2 separate regions of the Homo sapiens genome follow, and region 2 is linked to region 1. The links are chromatin loops, found by intact Hi-C in ENCODE. Cell type or tissue: chondrocyte. All regions are shown on one strand. Each heading gives the region's core, and the rest is flanking DNA. Links, peaks and the distances in the headings are about the cores only.

The links. A loop is a pair of places that touch in the nucleus more often than their neighbours do. Peaks named below come from ENCODE experiments on the same cell type or tissue, not always from the same donor. Only the 100,000 strongest peaks of a DNase experiment are listed, where the experiment ranks them.
Region 2: it touches region 1 in a loop (2.9-fold over the local background); 3 of 110 quality-filtered maps call a loop at or near these places.

The regions. Positions count from the first base shown.
Region 1 is chr9:69,050,352-69,058,684 of GRCh38, forward strand. It overlaps FXN (frataxin), which reads left to right. Exons shown (of 5, transcript NM_000144.5): 3 at 2,789-2,909. Among named protein-coding and RNA genes, the nearest start is that of FXN, 19 kb to the left of the region's middle. RefSeq lists enhancers at 4,482-4,983, 4,984-5,483. In chondrocyte, for the core only: CTCF peaks have their summits at 4,036 (motif pointing right) and 4,238; no DNase peak of the experiment used is centred there.
Region 2 is chr9:69,927,176-69,935,508 of GRCh38, forward strand. No RefSeq gene overlaps it. Among named protein-coding and RNA genes, the nearest start is that of CFAP95, 110 kb to the left of the region's middle. In chondrocyte, for the core only: CTCF peaks have their summits at 4,365 (motif pointing left), 4,565, 5,920 (motif pointing left) and 6,119; no DNase peak of the experiment used is centred there.

The sequences.
Region 1 (8,333 bases), core at 74-8,073:
TATAGTACATGTCTTTTGGTGAACCTGGGTACACATTTCTGTTGTGTATACCCCTTAAGAGTGGAGCTGATGATCCTGGCTAACAAGGTGAAACCCCGTCTCTACTAAAAATACAAAAAATTAGCCGGGCGTGGTAGCGGGCGCCTGTAGTCCCAGCTACTCGGGAGGCTGAGGCAGGAGAATGGCGTGAACCCGGGAGGCGGAGCTTGCTTGCAGTGAGCCGAGATCGCGCCACTGCACTCCAGCCTGGGCGACAGAGCGAGACTCCGTCTCAAAAAAAAAAAAAAAAAAAGAGTGGAGCTGATGGGTCATAGCATGTAAATGCATTCAACTTTAGTAGATACTGTCCAACAGTTTTCCAAAGTGATTGTCCAACTTACTTGCCTATCAGCAGTATCTGAAAAGTCTAGTTGCTTCTTTTCTTGGCCAACTCTTTTTTTTTTTTTGAGATGGAGTTTTGCTCTTGTTGCCCAGGCTGGAGCGCAATGGCACGTCCTCTGCTCACTGCAACCTCCGCCTCCTGGGTTCAAGCAATTCTCCTGCCTCAGCCTCCCGAGTAGCTGGGATTACAGGCATGCGCCACTATGCCCGGCTAATTTTGTATTTTTAGTAGAGACAGGGTTTCTCCATGTTGGTCAAGCTGGTCTCGAACTCCTAACCTCAGGTGATCCGCCCGCCTCGGCCTCCCGAAGTGCTGGGATTACAGGCATGAGCCACCGCGCCAGGCCGGCCAACTCTTTTTTATTTTATTTTATTTTACTTTAAAGACAGGGTTTCACTTTGTCACCCAGGATGGAATGCAATGGCACGATCACAGCTCACTGCAGCCTTGACCTCCCTGGCTCGGGTGATCCCTCCCACCTCAGGCTCCTGAGGAGCTAGAACTACAGGCATGGGCCATGCCCAGCTAATTTTTTAATTTTTGGTAGAGACGGGGTCTCTGTTGTCTCAGATTCCTGGGTTCAAGTGATCCTTCTCCCTTGGCCTCCCAAAGTTCTGGTATTACAGGCATGAGCCACTGCACCCAGCCCATGGCCAGCTCTTGATACGATCTGTCTCTTTCTTTTCTTTTTTTTTTTTTAATTTGAGAAGTGTTAAATAATCTTTCTTTGATATTATACATAAACCACACCAAAATGTCTTTCAGTAAGTAAAATGAACCATTTTAGATACAGAAAATTCTAATTAGATTGGCATAGTTAAGGCCAAAAATATAAAGTTGACATTGCTACCTTATCTTCAGCCCTTGCCTTTAAGAGGCAAATGAACACAAAATACAGGTGAATCTTGCTTGGTTCTGAGACAGTGAAGGACTTTCCCCCAGTATTTAAATATATTTACATAACCAGTTACATAAATCTAAATATTAAAAAAATCTCCAATAGATTTTAGATGGCATTCACCATCTTTGTGAAAAGTTGAACATTACTAATGAAATCTGATCATATCTTTAGAAGGATAAACAGTGATAGCATTTACTGAATCAGAATAACTGTTTTTTGGGGTTTTCTTTGAGACGGAGTTTTGCTCTTGTTGCCCAGGCTGGAGTGCAGTGGTGCCACCTCAGCTCACTGCAACCTCCGCCCCCTGGATTCAAGAGATTATCCTGCCTCAGCCTCCCGAGTAGCTGGGATTACAGGCTCGCCCCACCATGCCCAGCTAATTTTTGTATTTTTAGTAGAGGCGAGGTTTCACCATGTCAGCCAGGCTGGTCTTGAACTCCTGACCTCAGGTGATCCACCCGCCTCAGCCTCCCAAAATGCTAGGATTACAGGCGTGAGCCACCAGGCCCAGCCTATTTTTTTTTTTTTTCTTTTTTTGAGACGGAGTCTCACTCTGTCACCCAGGCTGGAGTGCAGTGGCACAATGTCAGCTCATTGCAACCTCCACCTCCGGGGTTTCAGTGATTCTCCTGTCTCAGCCTCCCAAGTAGCTGGGAACTACAGGCGTGCACCACAAGCCCAGCTAATTTTTGTATTTTTAGTAGAGACAGGGTTTTGCCATATTGGCCTGGCTAGTTTCAAACTCCTGACCTCAGGTGAGCCACCTACCTCGGCCTCCGAAAGTCCTGGGATTACAGACGTGAGCCACTGCACTGCCTGGCCCAGAAAGGACTATTAATTGTAGTTGCCTCTGGGAATGGGGGCTGCCTGCTTCTTTCTGTAACCCCTTCTGTGCTGTTTAAATTTTTTTTTTTTTTTTTTTTTTTGAGACAGAGTCTCGCTCTGTCGCCCAGGCTGGAGTGCAGTGGCGCAATCTCGGCTCACTGCAAGCTCCGCCTCCCAGGTTCACGCCATTCTCCTGCCTCAGCCTCCTGAGTAGCTGGGACTACAGGCACCCGTCACCACGCCCGGCTAATTTTTTGTATTTTCAGTAGAGACGGGGTTTCACCATGTTAGCCAGGATGGTCTCGATCTCCTGACCGTGTTATCTGCCTGCCTCGGCCTCCCAGAGTGCTGGGATTACAGGCATGAGCTACCACGCCCGGCCTTTAAATTTTTACTTTGGGCCGGGCACGGTGCCTTACGCCTGTAATCCTAACATTTCGAGAAGCTGAGGCACGTGGTGGATCACTTGATGTCACGAGTTCAGACCAGCCACTGCACTCCAGCCTGGGTGACAGAGTGAGACTCTGTCTCAAAAAAAAAAAAAAAAGAAAGAAAAACTTTTACTTTTTACATGTTATTTTCATCAATTTAATGAATTTAAATAACAAATGTATAAATTTGATATTAATAAAATGGAAGCATTTGGTAATCATGTTTTGGGTTTTGTGCTTCCTCTGCAGCTCTCTAGATGAGACCACCTATGAAAGACTAGCAGAGGAAACGCTGGACTCTTTAGCAGAGTTTTTTGAAGACCTTGCAGACAAGCCATACACGTTTGAGGACTATGATGTCTCCTTTGGGGTACCTCTTGACTTCTTTTATTTTTCTGTTTCCCCCTCTAAGAATTTTAGTTCACTAAAATGAAGAATTTCCCTCCAGCAGAGCTAAGCATCAAGTAGCATGTAGTTGTAGGTAGGATTAAAAGACTAGGGTTCCGGGAGGTGAAGGTTGCAGTGAGCCAAAATCACGCCACTGCACTCCAGCCTGGGTGACAGAGCGAGACTCTGTCATAGATGGATGGATGGATGGATGGATGGATGGATGGATGGATAGATAGATAGATAGATAGATAGATAGCTGGATAGATAGATAAGATAGATAAGACAAGACTAGGCTTCAAGCTGCAGTCCAGCTCTACCAGGCTTGTTGTGACTCTGGGCAAGTCACTCAGCCTCTCTGAGCCTCATTTTCCAGCTTCAGTGGATACCCATGAAGGCAAATCAGAGAGGGGCCTGAGTGTGTATTTGTCCAGCAGGCAGATGGAGGGAACAACAAACTAGACCCGTAGTTCTTCAGTAGGGATAAGATAACTGCCCAAAAGTTATTTAGATTACAAAGACTTGAGCCCTGCTCCTGTGAGACAGTGATGGGGTAGGTCGGGTGCATTCCTGGGAAGCATATTTTTGAAAAGCTCACCTGGGATTCTAATGTGTATCCCTAGGTCTTATTCCTAGAGATTTTGATTACTTGGTCTGGGGTGTGGCATGACCTGGGCAGGGCACTGGGATTTTTAAGCTCCACAGATGATTCCAATATGCAGCTAGTATGAGAACTTGTTTTTTTTTGAAGGAGTCTCACTCTGTCACCCAGGCTGGAGTGCAGTGGCGCAATCTCGGCTCACTGCTCCGCTTCCTGGGTTCAAGCAGTTCTCCTGCCTCAGCCTCCCGAGTAGCTGGGATTATAGGCATCTGCCACCATGCCCAGCTAATTTTTGCATTTTAGTAAAGACGGGGTTTCACCATGTTGGTTAGGCTGGTCTCGATCTCCTGACCTCAAATGGTCCACCCCCATCAGCCTTCCAAAGTTTTGGGATAACAGGCGTGAGCCACCAGGTCCGGCCTGGTGTGAGAACTTCTGAGTTGGATGAAACATTAGCCCCAGATCCTAGAAGCCAGGGAAGTGCTGGTCTTTATCGACTGGCCACCAGGTGGCAGATTTGGGCAAGGGTCTGCCTTTGGGTTTAGAATTATTGCTTAGGCCTTAAAGTAGTTCTTTTTTGCCAGTGGGAGAAAATCCCTCAAAGATGGTTTTCTGGGTTGGTTGGTTTGTTTGTCTGTTTGTTTGTTTTTTGAGACAGAGTCTCCCTCTGTTATTCAGCCTGGAGTGCAGTGGCATGATCTCACTGCAACCTCTGCCTCTCGGGTTCAAGCAGTTCTCCTGCCTCAACCTCCCAAGTAGCTGGAATTATAGGCACACGCCCCCACACCCAGCTAATTTTTGTATTTTTAGTAGAGACAGTGTTTCACCACGTTGGCCAGGCTGGTTTTGAACTCCTGAACTCAAGTAATCCTCCCACCTCAGCCTCCCAAAGTGCTAGGATTACAGGTGTGAGCCACCGCGCCTGGCTCCTCAAAGATGTTAATCCTCTTGATGGCAATTGACTAATACCAGAAAATGTCACGAAGCGTGCATTTTGGATTCAATCATGGAATTGTTGAGGACAATCAGCCATCAGACTAAAGCGATAGAAATAGTATTGGAAATTGCAGCGGGAGCACTGAATGGAGAAGGCACTCCACATAATGGAGGAGGCAACCAAGTCTTAGAGAAGGTATCAAGCCTGACTATAAGGACAGTGAGGGAATTGAAAAAACAAAAAAGGAGCAATGGAGCAGGGAAGGATTGAATGCCTTTCAAGTAGATTCAGTAATTGCTGTTAGCAGCAAAAAATGCAGTAGTGCCTGGGCAGGGCTTTAAAGTGCTTGCACAGGCAGCCCTAGAGGGCCGGGCTGCTTGGGAACTCTTACAAACTGACCTACCAACTTGAGCATCCACAGCCTGATCAGAGGTGGGGGAGTTAAGGGCCTTCTCTCCCCTAGCCTCTACTAGAGCCTGTAACTGCAGGGAAACCAAGTTGCAGGCTAAACTCTGCCCACACATGCAGACATTGATTAGCAAGCTACAAAAACAGTCATGAAACCTGTTTTTATAGGATTAGTGAAGCCCCAGTTTGACCAGAGTACTTTGCATGAATGTTTTGTTAGAAGCAAATGTGCCAATATTCTAGCAGCTGCGTTTGGTTTACTTCTTCTTCTTCTTTTTTTTTTTTTTTGAGTTGAAGCCTAGCTCTGTCACCCAGGCTGGAGTGCAGTTGTGTGATCTCAGCTCACTGCAACCTCTGCCTCCCAGGTTCAAGCGATTCTCCCGCCTCAACCTCCTGAGTAGCTGGGATTACAGACATGTACCACAATACAGGGCTAAGTTTTGTATTTTTAGTAGAAATGGGGTTTCACCATGTTGGCCAGGCTGGTCTCAAACTCCTGATCTCAAGTGATCCACCCGCCTCAGCCTCCTAAAGTGCTGGGTTAACAGGCATGAGCCACGGCACCTGGCAAAAGTCATCTTTTGGTTTACTTCTATTGAACTGAAAAAGTCACAAATATATTTATATTTAATTAAATATATTTATATAAAAATATGGTATTTAGTATTATTATTTTTAGAGACAGGGCCTCGCTCTGTCACCCAGGCTGGAGTGCAGTGGCACAATCATAGCTCACTGCAGCCTCAAGCTTCTGGGCTCAAGTGATCGTTCCACCTCAGCCTCCCTAGTAGCTGGGACTACAGGCACATGCCACCATACTCGGCTAATTATTTTATTTTATTTATGGGTCTCGCTATGTTTCCCAGGCTGGTCTCAAACTCCTGGCCTCAAGCGATTCTCTCACCTCGGCCTCCCAAAGCACCGGGATTACAGGTGTGTGCCAGCACACCCAGCCACAAATCTATAAATTTAGAAAGGAGGACTATTTCTAAAGAGGGTCCCACTACCTGTAGGCAGGAAGCAGAGCCTCTGGCCATAACTGAAAAACAAGCACTTCCAAGAAGGGGCAAAGGGAACATGAATTTATGCTGAGAGGCGTAGCTAAGCATACATATTCAACAGATTATGGGAGGATCTATGAATATTCACAAAGGGAGGATCTATGAATATGCACACATGTGGAGTAAGCTAACGTGTGCAGCATGTCTCCCATGTTCACCTTAGGCAGAAACTTAACACTAACATGTATTACAGGGCAACAAAATGAGACTGCATATCTACATAACCTAGCTATTTGGTAGGCTGAAGCAGGAGCATCACTTAAGACTGGGAGTTCGAGGCAGCTGTGAGCCATGATCGCACCACTGTTCTCCAGCCAGGATGACAGGGCAAGACCCTGTCTTAGACCACTCTGTGGTCAGTGGTTATCAGGAAGGAATGCTAGTCAGTTGTGCTGAAACCACTAAAAAGGAAGGGCAGAATTAGGTGATGAGTTGATACCAGTGGTGAAGTGAGTCTTTTTTTTTTTTTTCTTTTTGAGATGGAGTCTTGCTCTGTTGCCCAGGCTGGAGTGTAGTGGTGTGATCTCAGCTCATCGCAACCTCCACCTCCTGGGTTCAAGTGATTCTCTTGCCTCAGCCTCCCGAGTAGCTGGGATTACAGGCGCCTGCCACCACGCCTGGCTAATTTTTTTATATTTTTAGTAGAGACTGGGTTTTGCCATGTTGTCAGGCTAGTCTTGAACTCCTGACCTCAGGTAATCCAACTGCTTTGGCCTCCCAAAGTGCTGGGATTACAGGCAGCTCCAAAGTGCTGGGATTACAGGCATGAGCCACCATGCATGGCCTGAAATAATTTTTTTGAAAGGGCTAGTTTCTATTTAGCCCTTAGGGGAAAAAAAACTAATGGCAGTTAGGGAGGGAATAGAACGAGTCCTGTTTGAACTCCTTTCCCATCATGGCCAAAACTTAAAATTTTTTTTAGATATCTCTGGGCTCCCCTTGGCCAAAAGATAGTTTGTTGAGTCAGTTGGGAGCTTAGAATTTTGTTTTTATTTCTCACATCATTGAATCAATTTGAACCAGGCGACAAAACCTTCTGCTCCCAGTAGTGGGTCAGAGAACCTTCCTGATTCCTGCCCTGAGATTGTCTCTCTGAAGACAACATTAGGCTAGTAGGCTTTCCAGATTCTGTAACCCATTCTTTCAAAGGAAGAGATGCCTATATTTTTCTAGCCAATTCATATACCTTGAGTATCACTCAAGGGCAAAATTATTTCTAACAAATCATTTACTAATTAGCAAATGCTTAAGTGTAGATTTAGAAAGCTAAAGCTATACAGTGGCTGCCATCTATAGTTTGGACTTGTGATTAACTACATTGAAATGCTAACTCTGTACCCTAGAGTATGAATTCCTGATTAGAGTCCTTCAGGTGCTAACTAATTTATGTATTTCATGTTTGATAATATTATTACTTGAGCTTTGTGGGAGAGCAGTCTTTTCCTCCCCTGAGATATAGCTAGAAGTTACCTCCTTTGTGAAGCCTTCCTAGATACTCCAAGCAGACACGGTCCTTCCTTTCTCCCTTGCCCAGCACTCTGAGGTTGACTCTGTGGAGCACTGATCCCTCTGTGTTATAATTGTCTATTTACACGTCAGCTACCACCTATAACACACTGAGTTCCTCAACAGCAGGGACACTGTCCATTCTTTGATCCCAGTGTCTGGAACAGTGCCAAGTACATAGTAGGGACTTAATAAATATTGATTCATATGTAAATGAGACTTTTCCAAAACATGCTTTCGTTGATGCCTCTCAGCATTTATACACCTTTTACCAACTCGCTACTGGCCACATAGACAAATGAAAGCAGTAATCCAGATACACCCAAGAGGACATCTGTTCTTTTTTCTCTCTGTGGAGTGGGAGACTTAAGTGGCTTCTTAACTGGTGTGTCGTCTGATCAAGTGGTCCAGGTAACAGGTGGATGCCAATGTCTGGCCCAGGCATCACCCCTTACTGGCACTGGTCATTACAGAAGACACTCTACCAGAGCTGAAAGGACCTCTTGTCACTAGGCAGCTGTGGAGTCCGCTCTACTTGACCTAGTAAAATCTGCCTGGAGACTGTTAGAGTCACCCCACTACCTGAAGTTACCTCCAGGCTGACCTCTTTTTTTTCCCAGGTGGAGTCCTGGCATCTTAGATATTTTAATAAGGATTTGCTTGTTGACATGTTCTTTATTCACTAAGGTGTCAGCATATTACTGTCTTAGAACTGAGGGTTCTTCATCTTTTTTGGATCAGGACCTCCCTCTAAGAATCTGATGACTGCTCTGGTCCCTCTCCCAATAAAAACTTCCATACTCACCTGTTAAAAAAAAAAAAAACTTTAAACAAATTAACAGAGTTTTATTCAGCAAAGAATGATTCATAAATCGGGAAGGCTGCAACCAGAAT
Region 2 (8,333 bases), core at 250-8,249, 880 kb after region 1:
ATAGAGGGGATAGCAGTTTGATTAGAAGAAGGCTTAGAAGGAGAAGAGAGGAAAGGGGGTGAAGAGGATGAGGGATTAATAAAATGCATTTCAAAAGTCCCTATGAGGTCTGTGCCAGCCAAGTTGGCTCCCATGCTGTAGAAGCGGCTCAAAGTAGGTCTAGGGTCGGTAGAGGTGGAAGTGAGAATTGAAATTTGCACTGGATTACATTGGTTATACTGGCAATTGGGGTTGGAGGTGCTTTCTTTAGTAAAGTGAATGTATGGTTTTAAGGATACACAACCACCTGTCAATGAGGTCTAGCCTTGATATTTGGTTGTCCACAGAACATCATTCCTGCTATGGCAGACCTGTTTCTCTATATTTGTTAAAGAGCAAGAGTCTTGGTAGGGGGAACCTCTATTTTAAAGGGGCAGAGATACTTTTCTAAGGCTAAGAGTTTCCTTTGACTTTGAAGATCTCTACAGGGTATGACTAAACAAGCATCAAACGTAATAACTTTGGGGGAGTTTGATTTAGTTACATTGATAACAAGGTGGTCAGCAATAGAATGAGAAAAGAAGAAAGAGTAATAGAATAGATGAAAGAGAGTTAAACTTAGCTTTAGTTTGAGGGGGTTTTCCCCTGGGACAATGGCCCATGACTGCGGAGGTGGTGGTGCTTTCTTGACTCAGGTGTGATGGGTCCATCCTTTTTCTGCTATCAGGACTGTGGTTCCAGTGGTTAGAAGCACTTAGGTGAAGTCCTTCCCAGGACAGCTCAAGTTTTTCTTCTTTCTAGCTTTTGATGAGGACATGATCCCCAGGCTGATGTTGATGTACTGGGAACTCCAGGGGCGGCGCCTGTGCTAGGAGACCTTTGGTTTTTAAAAAAAGAGAAAGTAGAGGAGAGACCAAGTATATAATTCCTGAGGAATTGATCTTTTGTTTCAAATGTAGGAATGCCAGCAGTGGAGTGTAAATAAGGCAATTAGAGCATCTCATAAGGAGAAAGGCCAATATCTTTCCAAGGAGCAGCTCAGATTCTTAAAAGGCAATAAGAAGACATTTGGTCCATGGCAACTGAGTCTCTAGAACTAATTTGGTTATGTGGTTCTTTAAGGTCTAATTCATCCTTTCTATTCTTCTTGAGGAAGGTGGGTGCCAAGGAGTATGATATTCCCATCTAATGTCTAGGGCTTGGGATAGCTTTTTAATGATATGTGCTATGAAATGGGTTCCATTGTCTGAATCAATATTTTCTATTGGTCCAAACCTGGGCACTATCTTTTCAGTTAATGCTTTAACTACATTATTGGCCATTGCATTTGAAAAGGGAATAGCTTCAACTCAATGAGTAAGGTGATCTGCTGTTACTAATAAGTACTTTAGGCGACCGATTGGGGGCATTTCAGTGTAGTCAATTTGAACACTTTGGAATGGTCTTAGCCCTGGATCCCTCCCCGCAAGGGGCGATTTCTTTGTAACTTGTTTGTTGGGTTTTTTTTTTTTACATATGAAGCAACTATCTTTAATCTGTTTGGCTACAGTATAAGTTCCTGAACACCCATAAACCCTGAGAACTGCATCACACATAGCTTGGGGTCCCCAGTGGGTCCCTTGATGCAGATGGGACAGGATTTCCTTCATGACGAGTTTGGATAGTATTTCTCATTGATCTGGTAACACCCATTTTCCTTCTGAGTTTTCTTTGGCTCCTATTCTTATTAATTTTTCCTTTTCTGCAGCAGAGAAGATAGAGGTTGCAGCAGGGGGAGGAAGACAAGGAGTTAAGTGAAAGATAGGTGTTTCAGATGAAACAGCAGCCTGCTTAGCTGCTTGATTTGCAAGGTTATTTCCCCAACTTGTAAAGGAAAAGTCTTTTTAGTGTCTGGGGACATGTACAATGGCTATTTCTTCTGGCAACTGGAGATTGTTTAAAACATGGATGATTAGCTCTTCATGGGCAAGATTTTGGCCTTTAAAATTAATAAGAGGTTTCTCAGGCCAAATTTTTCCAAATGTATGTGCTACTCCAAAGGCATACTTAGAATCAGTATAAATAGTTTCTTCCTTGTTCTGTAAGTGTTTTAAAGCCTGGCTGAGGGCAAATGGTTCACAAACTTGGGCAGATCAACTATTGGGCAACCTTCCTGACTCTATTTCTTCAAGAGTTTCTCTATCAATTACTGAATACCCATTATGCCTTTCTCCTTTAATTACTTGGGAGGAACCATCTATAAATAAGCATCGCCCCATTTTGAAAGGGGTCTCTCCTAGATCTGGCCTGACCTTCATTTGGTAGTCAATTAAATCTAAACATAGGTGTTCTCTTTTTAGATTTGGGTCTCCTGTCAAGAAACCTGCTGGGTTGAGTGAATTATCAGTAGTTAAGGTTAAATTCATCTTTTTTCTAGTAGAATAGCCTCATATTTTAATTTTTCAAGATTCAATTTCAGTATTTCAAGATTCTGGAGTCAGTGAGCACCTTCCTGCTTTTTTATTTAAAGTAGCTCTAACTTGGTGGGGTGTGCTTACAGTTAATTTTCCCCCAAAGGTTAATTTTCTGGTTTCTTCAACTAATACTTCTGTAGCTGCAACAGATTGAAAACATTGAGGCCATCTACAGGTATTGGGTGTAAAACTTTTGATAGGAAGGCTATGGGCTGCCAGCGGCCACTGGGTTCTTGAGTGAGCACCCCTAAAGCTACCCTGTTATTTATGTTAACAAAAAGATGAAATGGCTTTTCTAGGGAAGGTAAGGCTAAAAAACCTGATCGGCTTCCTCAGAAGTCCACAGGAGATGGTCCAGCTTCCACTAGGTAAGCTTTTCATATAAAAGTTTACTTTTTAGGGCATATGAGTCAATCCATAAGCAGCAGTATCCAACTAATCCTAAAAATGTTCTGAGTCCTTGCTTAGTTTGAGGCAGGGATAAGGACACGATGCCTTCAACTCACTCAGGCCCTATTCTTCACTTACCTCCACTGATAAAAGTGGCCTAAATATTTAACTTCAGTCTCCACATACTGAAGCTTTCCCTTTGAGACCCATAGCCCCTCAAATTCCAGATGGTTAAGAATATGTGTAGAGAAGTCAGCTACTTTTTTTACATCTTCACCAGATATAAGAATATCACCCACATACTGGACCAGGCATATCTACTTTGGGATGACAACTTTTTCTGACACTTGTTCTAGATTTGGCCAAAAAGGTTTAGGGAGTCTGTGAACCCTTGAACTCCATTGATACTGTTGTTTTTGCCCTGAATGGGGGTCCTCCCACTCAAAAGCAAATGTGTCTCAGCTGTCTTTAGCCAAGGGGCATGCCCAGAAGGCATCCTTTAAGTCTATTACTGTAAACCACTGATGATTATATGGAATTTTGCTGAGAATGGTGTATGGGTTGGGGACAACAGGATGGGTAGTCTGGACTATTTGACTGATGGCTTTAAGATCTTGCACCAGTCAGTATGTCCCATCTGCTTTCTTGACTGGCAATACTGGAGTGTTATAAGGGGACATACAGGGTACAAGGGAGTCCATCTTTAATAAGACTTTCAATTATAGGCTTTAACCCTATTCTGCCCTCTAGGGGAATGGGGTATTTTTTTCCTCCTCACTACTTCCCCAGTGGGTTTTTAGCTTGATGTGGCTTGGAGGGATTTGGAGTTTCCCTAGGTTTCCCTCCCTTGACCAGACATTGGGATTACTGTATTTTTCATCTGCAGTGGTGAGTAGGTTTAATGAGGCAAGAAATCCTTTAGGGTGAACTTGTAGGCCTATGCCTAATTTTAGCATTAAGTCTCTTCCCAATAGATTAGTTCCTGCCTCAGGGATCAATAAAAATTGGATATGAGTCAATCAATCTTGGTATTTAACTTCTGTACTTTCTAAGATTTTTGCCTTAAATCCTTCTCCTTTTATCCCAGAGACTAAAAGTTCTTCTGAAGAGCAGGCAATGTTAGGTGGAGGGAAACAAATGGAGAAGTGAGCCACTCCTAAATTGACTAAAAAGGTGATAGGCTCCTGTTTGGGTCCCACCTCTAAATTTATCAAGGGCTCCTGGTGGGATTCGAAGCAAAAGAGACAGAGCCCCTGACTCCCCTATTCTTCCTCAAAAGTCATGAGTGGTAGGGCTTCTTTCTGCCTTTGCAATTCAGGACATTCTCTCTTGAAGTGGCCTGCTGTTCCACATTTGTAGTACCTATCCTGTCTCTCCACTGTCTCAATCCTGGGATTCTTTAGCTTTGCTCCCCCATATTTTTTAGATGGTCTGGTAGATGAGGGGCGGGGTCCTCTAGATGGAGGCTTGTGTCCTTTAAACAGAGATCTGGACCCTTTATAGTTTCTGGCCCCCTGGAAGCTATATTTAGAAATGTGTGGGTTTGGAGCCACCTGCTGGAAAGTGTATAACATGAGTTTTGCCTTTTGTTTTTGCTTTTCTTTGTCTCTCTTTACGTACACTTTTGGAGCTTCCCTAAGGAGTTCACTCAGAGGTTGGTTTTCCCAATTTTCTAATTTTTGTAACGAAATATCTGGCTAACTTTTAGTGACAAAATGGAGCTTTAACATTCCCTGTCCAAGGGGATCTTCTAAATTTAGGCCTGCATATTGTCTCATTTGGTCCTTTAGTCTGTCTAGAAATTTCATAGGCCCCTCATCTTTTTCCTGTTATGAAACAACAATCAAGTGCTCTAGAGAGCTTTTGGGTTCGGGGTACTGATTCCCTAATTCCTTTTATTATCGTGTCCCTTAGGTCTTGCATATTTTCCTGGTGAGCCACATTATTATTGTCCCACCAGGGGTCTTGGGTGGGAAACTTCTGATCTGCAGTAGGAAGGTTTTTACCGGGAGGGTGTTCATGTTCCCAAATTACCATAGCAGGCTTATGGATCATGCTTCTTTCTTCCCCCGAAAAGAGGATGCCTAGGATGGACATTAACTCAACGCAAGTGTATAATTGAGGTCCCAAGAATTGATCAACTTGATCTGCCACCCATAAGGGTCATCAAACAATGGCTTAAGTTCCTTCGTCAAAGTTTGGATCTCCAAACTGGTTAAGGGAGCATTCACAAAGCCAATAGCTCCCCATTCTTGTGGCACCTCCTTTAAGGGGAAGAGAGTTGGGGCTGACTCCTTAGATGTAGAGGGAAATGGGAAATTTTGGATAGCATTTCTCCATTGTTCTATATCATGTTGGAGTCCTTTTAGGGAAGGGTACTGGGGCTGAGAAGTAACAGGCTCATGGGATGGTTCCCAAGAATCAGGATTGTAAGGAGGAGGCATAATGTGAGCAGGGGAAGGATCTGGATCAGGATCTAGGATGGCAGCAGCTGCCTGAGGGGAAGGGTTAGGGGCACTGAGTGGGGGAAGATGGTCTAGGGGATCCTATATGCTGGAGTCTTTAGGCACAGGAACTGGCTTTTCTGACTCTTCATTTTGAGATTCTAGATTGAGTTTTTCCCTAGTTGTCTTTAAGGAAAAAGGAGAATGGGTCCCTGACTCCAAACAAAGAGCACAATCCAGTTCTTCTTGAGAAACCAGGCTTTTATCATTTACATATTAAATCAGAAGTTGACACACCACATCCTCATTTGACCCAAACATCGGCCAGAAGATTGAGGGTTTGAGGATGGGTCCCTGAGTCCAAATAAAACCGCAATATTTTATCATTTGTTGCTTTTTCTTTTTGTTTAGTCCTCTCATTATCTTTCCAATATTTTAACATGAGACCCAGGGGACTATCAGAGGGAATATCTTTATTGCTATCTTTATCCCTTTTACTCCCTGTCTTGCTTGGGGTATTTCCCATGTTGAGTCCTAGTTAGGCTCAATCCCTCGTATTAGAGATTTCTTGCCTATCCTTCTCTGGAGGCTTATTGAGACTCAATCCCTCATATTAGAGATTTCTTGCCTATCCTTTAGCCCCACCTGCTGGAGGCTCCTTGTACCCTTCTTTCACTGTGTCCACTCTGGCCGCTTCCCTGAGGGGAATTTAGGTCCCTCTTAACATTGGTGTGCCAGTATAAACCCCACAGCAGGATGCTCCCTAAGCCATATGAGGTGACCACGGAACCGCAGATAGGAACCACTCACTCTGCACAGCAGTAGTGCTTAGTACCATCCACACAAGCACACTGCCAGCAGTAGTGCTTGTGATCATCCACACACACTTTCAACCTCCAGAATATCCCGACCACCAAGGAAATACTTTGTCACTCCAGTGACATTTCTTACCTTGGCCTGTGCACAGAGTTACCTGGTCTCTGTGCTGTTGCAAGCCTTTTTCTCCCTGCATTGCTGAGAGTCTGGGTTTATTCATTGCGCTGGGTGGGTCCTGATCCCTCACCCTGAGGCCACTGCAATGAGACAGTGGGATGCTCCTCATGAAAGGTGACAGGAGACCCCGTTCCCAGAGGAGAATGGGAATCCTGGACGAGCCCCAATATTTGTTGGAGATAAATGATCAGTGCTGCAAAGTGAAACCAGCACTCAGGCAAAAGTTTTCTCAGCAAGGCAACTTATTTCAACAGAAGGGTGCTGCTCACGTCAATCACGATTGCAAGAGCACACTGAACAGAGGAAAGCAGGGATTTTTACTCCTAATGCAATCACTACCTCTGTGTCACTCCCCCATGGGCTGGGGTCAGACTGCATAATCTAAACTGACCTGGTTGGCTATTTGTGAATATTTTCCCAAATAAGGAAGGGAAGGGGAATGTGAGTTACAGTGGTGGGACATGCGGTTTTGGTGGGAGGAATGGGTGCACAGTGGGTATCCAAGGGAACAGATGTGAGTTATTGATTAGAACTGACGGGAAAGTTGTTTACAGTAACTAGTGGCAAGGATGCATGGAGAACAAGAAAGTTGGGTTTGAGAACAGAGAACAAGGTAGTTAACAGGTTAAACTTTTGAAGAGGAATACATTTATTATGTCCTACAAAAAACGTCTTCATAGAACTTAACAAAAGCATGATTACAGAGGTAAAGGAAGGTATGATGACACTGTTGCATCAGATAGAGAATATAAAAAAAGAGATAGAAATTGTAAAAAAGATCCAAAGACTGAGTGTGGTGGCTCATGCCTATAATCCCAGCACTTTGGGAAGAAAAAGCAGAAGGATTGCCTGAAATCAGGAGTGCAGTATCAGCCTAGACAACACAGTAAACCCCATTTCTACAAAAATAAATTAGCCCAACATGGTGGCATGCAGCTGTAGTCCCAGCTACTTAGGAGGCTGAGGTGGGAGGATTGCTTGAGCCCAGGATTGTGAGGCTGCAGTGAGCTATGATCACACCACTACACTCCAGCCTAGGCAACAAAATGAGACTACGTCTCTTAAAAATAAAATGAACCAAATGAAAATTCTAGAACTGAGTAGTTCAGTGATTGAAATAAAAAAATTCAACATCAAGGGGCTCAGCAGTAGATTTGAAATGGCAGAAGAATTTTCAAATTTAAACATAGATCAACAAAGATTAAGTAAGCTGGAGAACAGAGAGAAAAAAATGGATAGAAATTAACAGAGCCTTAGATAAATATGAGACACCATTAAATGCACCAATATATGCATAAAGGGAATATTGGAGAGGAGAGGGAGAAGAGACGAAAAAATATTCAAATAAATAATGGCAGGCAACCTCCCAATTTTAATGAAAAACAATAACCTATATAACCAGGAAGCTCAATGAACTTCAAATAGGATAAACACAAAGAAATACATAAACAGATATATCATTACTAAAGACGATAAAAGTCAAAGACAAGGAGAAAATCTTGAAAGCAGCAAAAGAACATCTCATTCCTTATAAAGGAAGCTCAATAAGATTAACATTCAATTTGTCAGTCAAAACAATGGCGATCAGAAGACAGTGGAATGGTATATTCAAAGTGCTCAAGGGAAAACAAAAACCCTTGTTAACCAATAAACATATACCTCTAAACTATTTTTTTAAAGTGAAGGAGAAATACAGACTTTCAAAGATAAGAAAACTGAATTTGTTGACAACATACCTATCTTGCAAAGCATGCTAAAGGAAGTTCTTCAGGCAGAAAGCAAGTGACCCCAGATGGTAATTTGAATAGAAAAACTGAGAGTACCAGTAAAGGTAATTATGTAAGTACAAAAAACAGTATAAATGCACATTTTTGACCCTTTCTTATCTTAATGAATGTAAAAAGCAATTGCATAAATAATATGTAAATAATGTATTGTTGGATGTATAACATATAGAAATGTAACATAAGCATAACGTTTTTACTAATAACAGCACAAAGAGATGAATGGAATCGAAGCTGTATTGGCCAAGGAAATGAGTACAGATGATAAAGTAATAATTATAACATTGTAT